Regions from separate parts of the Homo sapiens genome. Here region 2 is linked to region 1. The links are chromatin contacts, found by Hi-C or POLR2A ChIA-PET in ENCODE. All regions are on one chromosome and are shown on one strand. Each heading gives the region's core, a stretch centred on a gene start or an enhancer-like site at or near the end of the contact. The rest is flanking DNA. Distances are from core to core; before and after follow the strand shown. Region 1 has its middle 13 kb from the start of CLLU1-AS1. Region 2 has its middle 19 kb from the start of LINC02397.

Evidence for each region. Hi-C counts contacts between places; a loop is a spot of excess contacts on that map. ChIA-PET counts read pairs that join two places held with the same protein, here RNA polymerase II (POLR2A). Pooled maps may share reads with other maps.
Region 2: a map of B cell shows a loop between it and region 1 (5-fold over the local background). The contact joins two enhancer-like sites. A Hi-C loop is called at or near these places in 2 of 168 maps with a recorded cell type or tissue (B cell and OCI-LY7), 24 of 37 single-sample maps with no recorded cell type and 10 of 50 pooled maps. POLR2A ChIA-PET finds 5 or more read pairs at or near these places in 6 of 52 experiments (AG04450, B cell, GM12878 and 3 more).

Annotation. Positions count from the first base shown.
Region 1 is chr12:92,444,320-92,448,368 of GRCh38, reverse strand. No RefSeq gene overlaps it. Among named protein-coding and RNA genes, the nearest start is that of CLLU1-AS1, 13 kb to the right of the region's middle. RefSeq lists enhancers at 1,107-1,356, 2,087-2,156, 2,287-2,356, 2,677-2,786. Within about 2 kb of position 2,473, at least 13 of the 41 ENCODE cell types and tissues checked have a DNase peak (open chromatin) inside an H3K27ac peak, as active enhancers do; they include B cell, where a contact is called at or near this core.
Region 2 is chr12:92,484,142-92,488,112 of GRCh38, reverse strand. No RefSeq gene overlaps it. Among named protein-coding and RNA genes, the nearest start is that of LINC02397, 19 kb to the right of the region's middle. Within about 2 kb of position 2,497, at least 2 of the 41 ENCODE cell types and tissues checked have a DNase peak (open chromatin) inside an H3K27ac peak, as active enhancers do; they include B cell, where a contact is called at or near this core.

The sequences.
Region 1 (4,049 bases), core at 1,224-3,723:
TTTTCTCACAACTCTGTTATCAGATTGGAAATCCAGGAGTAGGAGGAGAGGCCAGGTTGGTTTCCCCATCTTCTCCTCTCTCTATCTCCTCCTCCTTTCCTGTCTGTGATTTCTGGCCTCTCCAAAGACAAAGTATTCAAAACAAATTATAAAATACTTTTTATAGATGTATTTCAATAATCCAAATAATTATAAATTTAACTACTATGTTATGATTTTGCCTATATTTTTGCATTCTGACCACAATAAATCACATATGAGATCCCCAGACACCCAGGACTCACACCCACTAGACAGAGAATGAAGTGAGAAATTTGAAATAATTGAATTAACAATTCACAGAAGGAGCAGAGCAAGAGACTGCTTCTCAGAGTATAGAGGCTGTGGGGGAGCAAGAGGAAGAATACAGAGGAGTGTAGGGGAGGAAGAGGAAGGTCGTAAGATGGAATAAGAAGTTCTAACTTGACTGGCGCTCTTATAATCTGTCATTGTGATCCTCTGAGTTTAGTGAACATCCCAACTGATGTGTGTTTCATAGAGCATTGTGTTGAGTTTGGGGAAGCTCCCTCTTTTTCCCTACATTGCAGGACATCTCTCTCAGTAACTGTTTCCCTGACTCCAGTTACGCCTTCTCAAGCTAGTCATCCATGACTTCTTTATTCTCTTGGCTTCAAATGGTACGTTCCCCCTAATGGAGTCATGACACCCTGCCAGGCAATTTCTTTCAAGATGCCTCAATCTGCCTTCTTTGAACAGGTTCCTTATTTGTTTCAAATTTTGGAAGTCCTGCTTAGCCTCCACATAGCTCTGTTTTAGGCATAAAGAGAGAGAGAGAGAGAGAGAGAGAGAGAGAGAGAAAGAGAGAGAGAGAGAGAGAGTAGTTCTAGTTACAGTGTTTTCAGGTGTGAGTCAGATATCTCAATGATATCTGTCTGTTAAAATCCAGATGACACATGTCAAGCTCTGCAAGTGGTCCCATCAAAGTGTCTCTCATTTTGTTTGCATTAAGGAAGAAACAAACTTATCGGAAAGGTGAGGCATGAAGACGAAGATGCTTCCTAAATTGACAACGCCCTCTAGAAAGATCCCCACTGCCAAGTTCTTTAAAGTCTCTCTTGATAAGCTGGAGGCTGCCAATGTGATAACTTGGGTAGAACCTCTTAGTGTATCCTTTTATAGGCAAGCTACCATCTGGTTTTAGAAGGTGAGCTTCCTTGGCACCAAGTGTATTGGGCCTCTTCTGATATACCTAGACAAGAGGGAATGCCCCATTTAACATTCCATTGTACATGATTTCATATACTCAATCCACACTAACATCTTTTATGAGAAACATAGTAAATAGCAAGAGGAACCAAAGCTGAAATAAGAACTAGCCATGGATACAACCGCTGAGACTTAGTCGTGTTATTTATAATGCATAAGACCTGTGAAATAAGGAAGAAAAGACTGAAAGTATTAGTTGTATGCACCATTTGCTAGCTTCATGGTGAGTTTTATAGCCATTAGAATGTGGACAAAGATTGAACTGCTCTTGTAAAAGGCTCCCTTTGCTCTACTGTCTATTTTGCTTCATGGCCATCAGAAAAAAAGTTAATTTTCCCTGTAAATACTTATCTGTGCTCAGGGCTTGCACTTGTCCTTTGGCTTTCGTTGTGTTTGACCTCTACCACTATACCCTTGTTTTGCCAATGGATGTCTGTTGTTAGCTGATTGCTAATGAACCCAAAGATATTAATTACGGCCATCAGCAATGATGCTAGAGAGTTTTTAACTGGAACTCTCAAAAGAGTCTAAAAAAAGAAAAGAAAATGCCATTTATATTGAATGTCAATTCCCTGATCCATGTTCAGAGATCACATGTGTCTTGATAAGATTATGTATCTTATCAAGTTAAAACCCAACTTTCTGTAATGCTTAAACCTTCTCGCAATATCCTAACATAGTGGTTCTTATTCATGGTTGCATGCTGGAATCACTTGAGAAGCATTTATAAAATCCCAGTGCTCAGGCTGCAGTCCCAGGTAACACCCAGGTATTCCAAAGTGCAGCTAAAGTTGAGTCACTGCTAATCATTTTTGTCTGGAATCTAGCCTCTATTCATTCACAGAACATACAACTAAAGCCCTTAAGGAACCACACCCCATCTACATATAGAAGAGACATGGGGAGTACATTGCTTAGGCTATATGTTTGATCTTGCCTGCTCAGTGCCCCTTTAAAAGTTTAAAAATGATGATTAGATTTCATCATGTAAAAAAATCAGGGGTTCTAATGACAAAAATCTCAATGTTCAGTTTCTCTTGAAAATTCAGCTGTTCTGGCAAGAGTAACTTCCTTCTTCCACAACAAGCATCTGGTATCACTAGCAGCAGACCACTTCACAGGTGGCCTGGGCTTTCCAGTTTGCCCACAGGCCTTAACCTGCCTGAGTTCCCCGCCTGGTCCCTACAGGCAGAGTTCTGAGTATCTGCTACCGTCCCGGTTTGAAAAAGTCTCTCAAAGCTTCCTCCTCTTTGCCTCTTCCATTTTCAAATGCCGGAGACTCCAACTTGTGCCAAAGAGCCTTCTTTGATCTGAATGACTCAAGCAATCCCTTAACTCCTGGATTGTTTAAAATGTTATTAGGTTTCTCTCTTCCATTCTCTACCAGCCCATTTTCCCCCTAGAGAGTTTGTTTTGTTCTTTTGCTTTAAAAATGAAAACAAAGTGTGACTACACATGTATTCTCCAAAGACCAGCTCCTCAAGGCTGAGAGCCAGATGCCTGATATATTTTCCATCTAGAGCTGTACATGCAGAGAAAGTCGTCAAAGCAAGGCCATTCTGCTTTTGACCTTCCTAGGGCTGAATGCGCAGCTAGTCAACAGAGGAGCTGAAAATAGAACCCAGGACTTTCAAATCATTGTTCTGCTCACTGGGCTGTGCTTCCTCCCATAAGGACTTGGTCAAACAATGTCCTGTTTGGCAAAAGCAGAAATCATAATCTACGTATGAGAAACTGGATGGTGAAGAAACGCGAGCCCCACCCTCGGAAAAGATGGCACTGTAGTGTAAAGGGAGTGTGAATTTGTTTCTAGCACTGCAGCTTATAAGTTGGATGCACTAAAAAAAAATGTGTTTAGAATCATTGACTCTGTAATGTGTGGCATTTTGAACAAGGAGTTCTTACTGACTGCCGAGAATGAATTTGCTTGACAACCCACAGAAAGGAAATTTAGAACATTAGAAAGGTTATCATGAAAATGACAGAACCTGTAAATAAGACATTCAGGGATGTGGAATCTGGGGGCTGGTTTTTAGCATAGGGTAGCCAGTGTCACGGGAAGGAGCCAGAAGATGGGTAACTCCGTCATTCTTCACTCGGAGTATGTGTGTGACCCATAGAGAGGGCAGAAAGCAGGGCTAAACAACTTCCCCAAACTCTGAGGAAGAGTTCAGAACTCGTGCGTCTGTGCTGTCATTTTGCAAACGACGTACTTCTCTTTTAGGGATCATCTCCCGGGGCTGATTTATAGTGATCTCCTTGAGAGCAGAAACCCTATGGGCCTCATTGCTGTTGCCCCAATGCTTAGCATGTGGCCAATCCCGGGAGACAGCAGAGCAGAGCCTATAGCCAGGCTTTCTGAGTTTGAGTCCCACCTCTACTGTTTCCCAGATGCTAGGCTTTGAACAAGTGACTTTACGTCTCTATGCCTCAATTTCCTCATTTGTAAAGCAGAGATGGTAATAATAGTTCTTACCTCAAAGAGTCATTATAAAAATGAAATGAGTTACTACTTGTGATGTGCTTCGAATAGTACGTGGTACGTAATAAGCATTCCTCAAGTTTAGTTATTATAGGCAATCAATGCATAATTTGTGAACAGATAAATGTTCTAGCAAACAATAATGGCTAGTTATAATAGGCCAGGTGACTTGCTAAGCACTTTACATGAATTATCCGACTTAATTCTAAACACAGGCATGTGAGATCCCCTATCAGTCCATATTACAGAAGAGGCCACTGAGGCAGAAAAGAACTGGGTAACTTAAGCTCGCACAGCTGGC
Region 2 (3,971 bases), core at 1,248-3,747, 40 kb before region 1:
TTTTAAAGAAAATATATATTTTTTGGCTAGTTGTGGTGGCTCATGCCTGTAATCCCAGCACTGTGGGATGCTGAGGCAGGCGGATCACTTGAGGTCAGGAATTTGAGACCAGCCTGGGCAATGTGGTGAAACCCCATCTCTACTAAAAATACAAAAATTAGCCAGGTGTGGTGGCGGGTGCCTGTGATCCCAGCTACTCAGGAGGCCGAAGTGGGAGAATTGCTTGAACCTGGGAGGCAGAGGTTGCAGTGAGCCAAGATGGCGCCACTGCACTCCAGCCTTGGCGATAGAGTGAGACTCCGTCTTAATAATGAAAAAATATATATAAATATTTTTGTCATTCTTTAATCTCAAAAATAAAGGCTAGTGGAGGCATACCATCTTAATGATGGTACTCTCTTCCTCTTATTGAAAGAATCCACTAATAATCTCGGTTAAGCAAGCTATTGTCACAAAAATGGAGTATGAAAACATCCACACAGATGGTTTGCTTTGAATTTTCTTAATTTTAAATATTAGATTTGAAACATACCAAACAAAAAAACCCAACTGCATTGTAATAATAGAGTTTCTCTTCTGTTTTTTACATAGCTATCCATTTAAGAAAGACATTTATCCAAGAAATTCCTGTGCTGAGTATAGGGCTTAATCTCACACACAGACTTTCCCACATTTGATCCTGAATAGGCTGCTGAATGATAAGGTGATAAGATGAACAAAGCAACACCAGCAGGTTGTTTTTCTTTTTTTCTCTCTCTCCTTTTTAAAGGAACAATAGGTTTTTTGTGTGGGTCTCCAAATGACAAAATAGCTTACTAAAAAATGCAGGTTTGAAACTAGTTGAGGTTTCATTGCAGTTTAAAAGTCCTTTCCAAGCTTAGATTAATGCATTGATAATTGAAAACTATCTGGACACATTATATGTTCTAGATATTAATCTGAGGCTTTCATGAGTATCTACACCTTCAGACCTCCACATTACCTAAGCTCCCTAAATCCTTTCTGGAAGAAGGCAGGGAATAAATACACCCATTGGTTAAATTAAATTAAATTTAATACAGTTGTTTCACATTTTTTGCGATGGCTTTCAATCTAGAGTATCTGTTCCTCTTACCTACTCAGCCTCATTAAAGATGCAACTGCCTAACAGCTTCATAAGAGCTGTGTTATAATCTGAATTCAATGATTTTTTAGGGCAGTGTGAAATAACTTCAAGGATAATTTTACAACACAATGAGCCAAAGGCATTAATTTCATTTTGCTGCTGTTTTTTTTTTCTATTTAAAAAGATGGAATTTGCTTTTTCTGGAGAGATGTCTACCATAAGATGGTTTGCTTACAGTTATGTTCATGTGAACATAAACATCTCCCAGCCACAGAATTTCACACGGAAATCAAAGAAAGGAAGGCTCTGCTGTTAAGGCTAATGTTTGTCATCACATAAACTACCAGAGACATCAGCCAATACCAATGGCAATGGGTTGTCTGTGACTTAATACCATTTTATTGACCACTGAGGGCAGAGTTTAAGCACTTCCAGTACATGAGTGCACTGGGGATATACAATTGTCCTGAACACTTAATTGAGTGTCTTTCCCTGGAATTTGTTTGAAGTGAGTCTCCAAGGCTCGAAACTTCTGGGCCTAGCTCTCATGTGCTTATGAGACCAGGTGTGCTTTATGAAAAGATATAGCTAGCCTCTGGCTTGTCTTTTTTCCTATCCTGCTTCTTTTTAAATCTTCTTTATTCTGCTGTAGTTTTTTTTTTTTCCCTTGCATTAAGGTTTATGAGAACCATTATCATGGAATATAATTTTAAATTTCAAAGAAGACTCGGATTTGAAAGTAGCTTTATGATTTCCCCTACACTTTGGTCTGGGTGGTGATTGTATTCAATTGGGCTTTCATGGAAATACTATCATTAAAAACTCATGGTCTCTAGAGACAGGATTTGGAAATGCAACTCAAGCCTTTCTGATTAAGGTTATGAGAACTCCCACTTGTTTGCAATAGCTTTGTTTTGCTTTTGATTTATAAGAACTCCCAGCTAATGATCCTGATTTGGAGCTAAAGAAATTCTAAATTAAAATTGTAAAGGAACTAGATGAGTCTCAAAAAACATTCACATAGCAAATAAATTTATGTCCTCACCCCTGGCAGTGCACAATCTCTCAAACATTCCTCCATATTTTTCTAGTAGAGACAGGGTTTTGCCATGTTGGCCAGCGTGGTCTCAAATTCCTGGCCTCATGTGATCCGCCTTCCTTGTCATCCCAAAGTGCTGGGATTACAGGTGAGAGCCACCGTGCCCTGGCTTGTTTCTCTGTATTTTTCTATCCTTTTTTGATTTGATTCACTGCTTCCTCTTTCTCTCCCTCTTTACCCTCAGGCGGCCTGGCTATTCAGCTGGGCTCTAGAATCTTCATCTGCTTCCTTTCATTCTTTCTTTCAGGATCCTGCAGGTCTTTAGTTCTTTTCCTCTGTCCTGCCACTAATTTATCTTGACTTTTCTGTCACGTGATCCTCCTCTGGGCCACTCCATCATCCTTCTGTTCATTTCCTTTGACCTGAATCTTGGGGGACTTATTTTTTCCCCTGCCTTCTTGTTCATTCTGTGAGTCAGAAGTCACCTCTTAACCTTGGATGGTTTTTTGTTTTTGTTTTGTTTTTCTGAAATTAGTTCAAATCTGGACAAATCTTTTTTTCTGGAACTCTCAGAGCAAGAATTTCCTGGCCTCTGCAAACATCAGAGCATAGCATCCTATTTTTCAAGAAGAGATTGTTTTGGTTTAAGGATAATAACTGAACATGACCCTCCCCACTATAAGCTGTGAAAAATAGATCAATAGGTATAGGAGGCAGATAAGAAATCAATATATCATCTAGTGATAAATATTGATGTTTATGGATAAATCCCGACTAGACACCCTGGCTTGGCCTATGGTCAGGGCCAAGTTTCCATCTTAACATCTCCCTGCTACACCTACTATGTGCTTTGCTGAAGTGGTGCAAGGGTGAATGGAGCACTAGCATAGGGAAACAAATCCCTGGAAAAAGTGGTCCCTGCCTTCAAAAATGTCACTAGACTTTCCAGGTGGTTCTTTTTCATTAAAATAACAATAATTTTTCTTTTACTGTTAAAAAATACAATAAAATAAAATAATAAAATAAAATCTTCCTTCTAGTCATGGGTGGAGTAGCTGAAAAACCAAATGTGGAGAACTTTCCCCAGGTGTCTCACAGCTTGCAGAAAGAAAGAATATTGGTCTGCTGGGAACTCTTGTTTTTCAGCCTATGCAGTATTCTTCACATATTATTCCCTCTGGGGAACATCAGGGCTAATGCAAGTACACAGTTCAGGCTAATGCTCAGTCCCTTATTTTATCCATTAAATTAAATCATGTGTAGGAATTAATTTAATCTATCTTTAAATCTAGTTCATCAAAATATTTTAAATAAAATTCTGACTGAACATCTGGTAACTTTCTGAGCACCAAGGACACAAAAAATAAATTGGACATGGACACTGACTATGGCCAACATGATATAGATGAATGAAAATTATTCATACATAACTACATGCGGAAATATTATTACTTACATGAGGGAATATTATTATCTAAGGGTCTGATATGAAAAGTCCTCATGAGGCAGGGCCATCTTTGGTACGTGCTATGATAAATCTAGTTAGGCAGAATAGACAAGTTTTGTAGAGCCTGAAGCTTATAGAATTTGGAGAATTCTCTTTTTGAGAGAATATAAAATTCTGAATTCAAAATCAGTCTCAAAAGCAAATATCTAGAGTGAGGATAGAAACCACAAGAAAATTGCCAGAGGCTTGGAGATGCAGGCCCCTGGCTTCTGAGATTTCTTGAGGTATTTTCACCTTGTTTCCCAAATCTACGTAGAAGACTCTATAGCTCCCAGTGACTTGCAGAACTCACAGGAATGTGAAACTGGGGTCTGAAACTT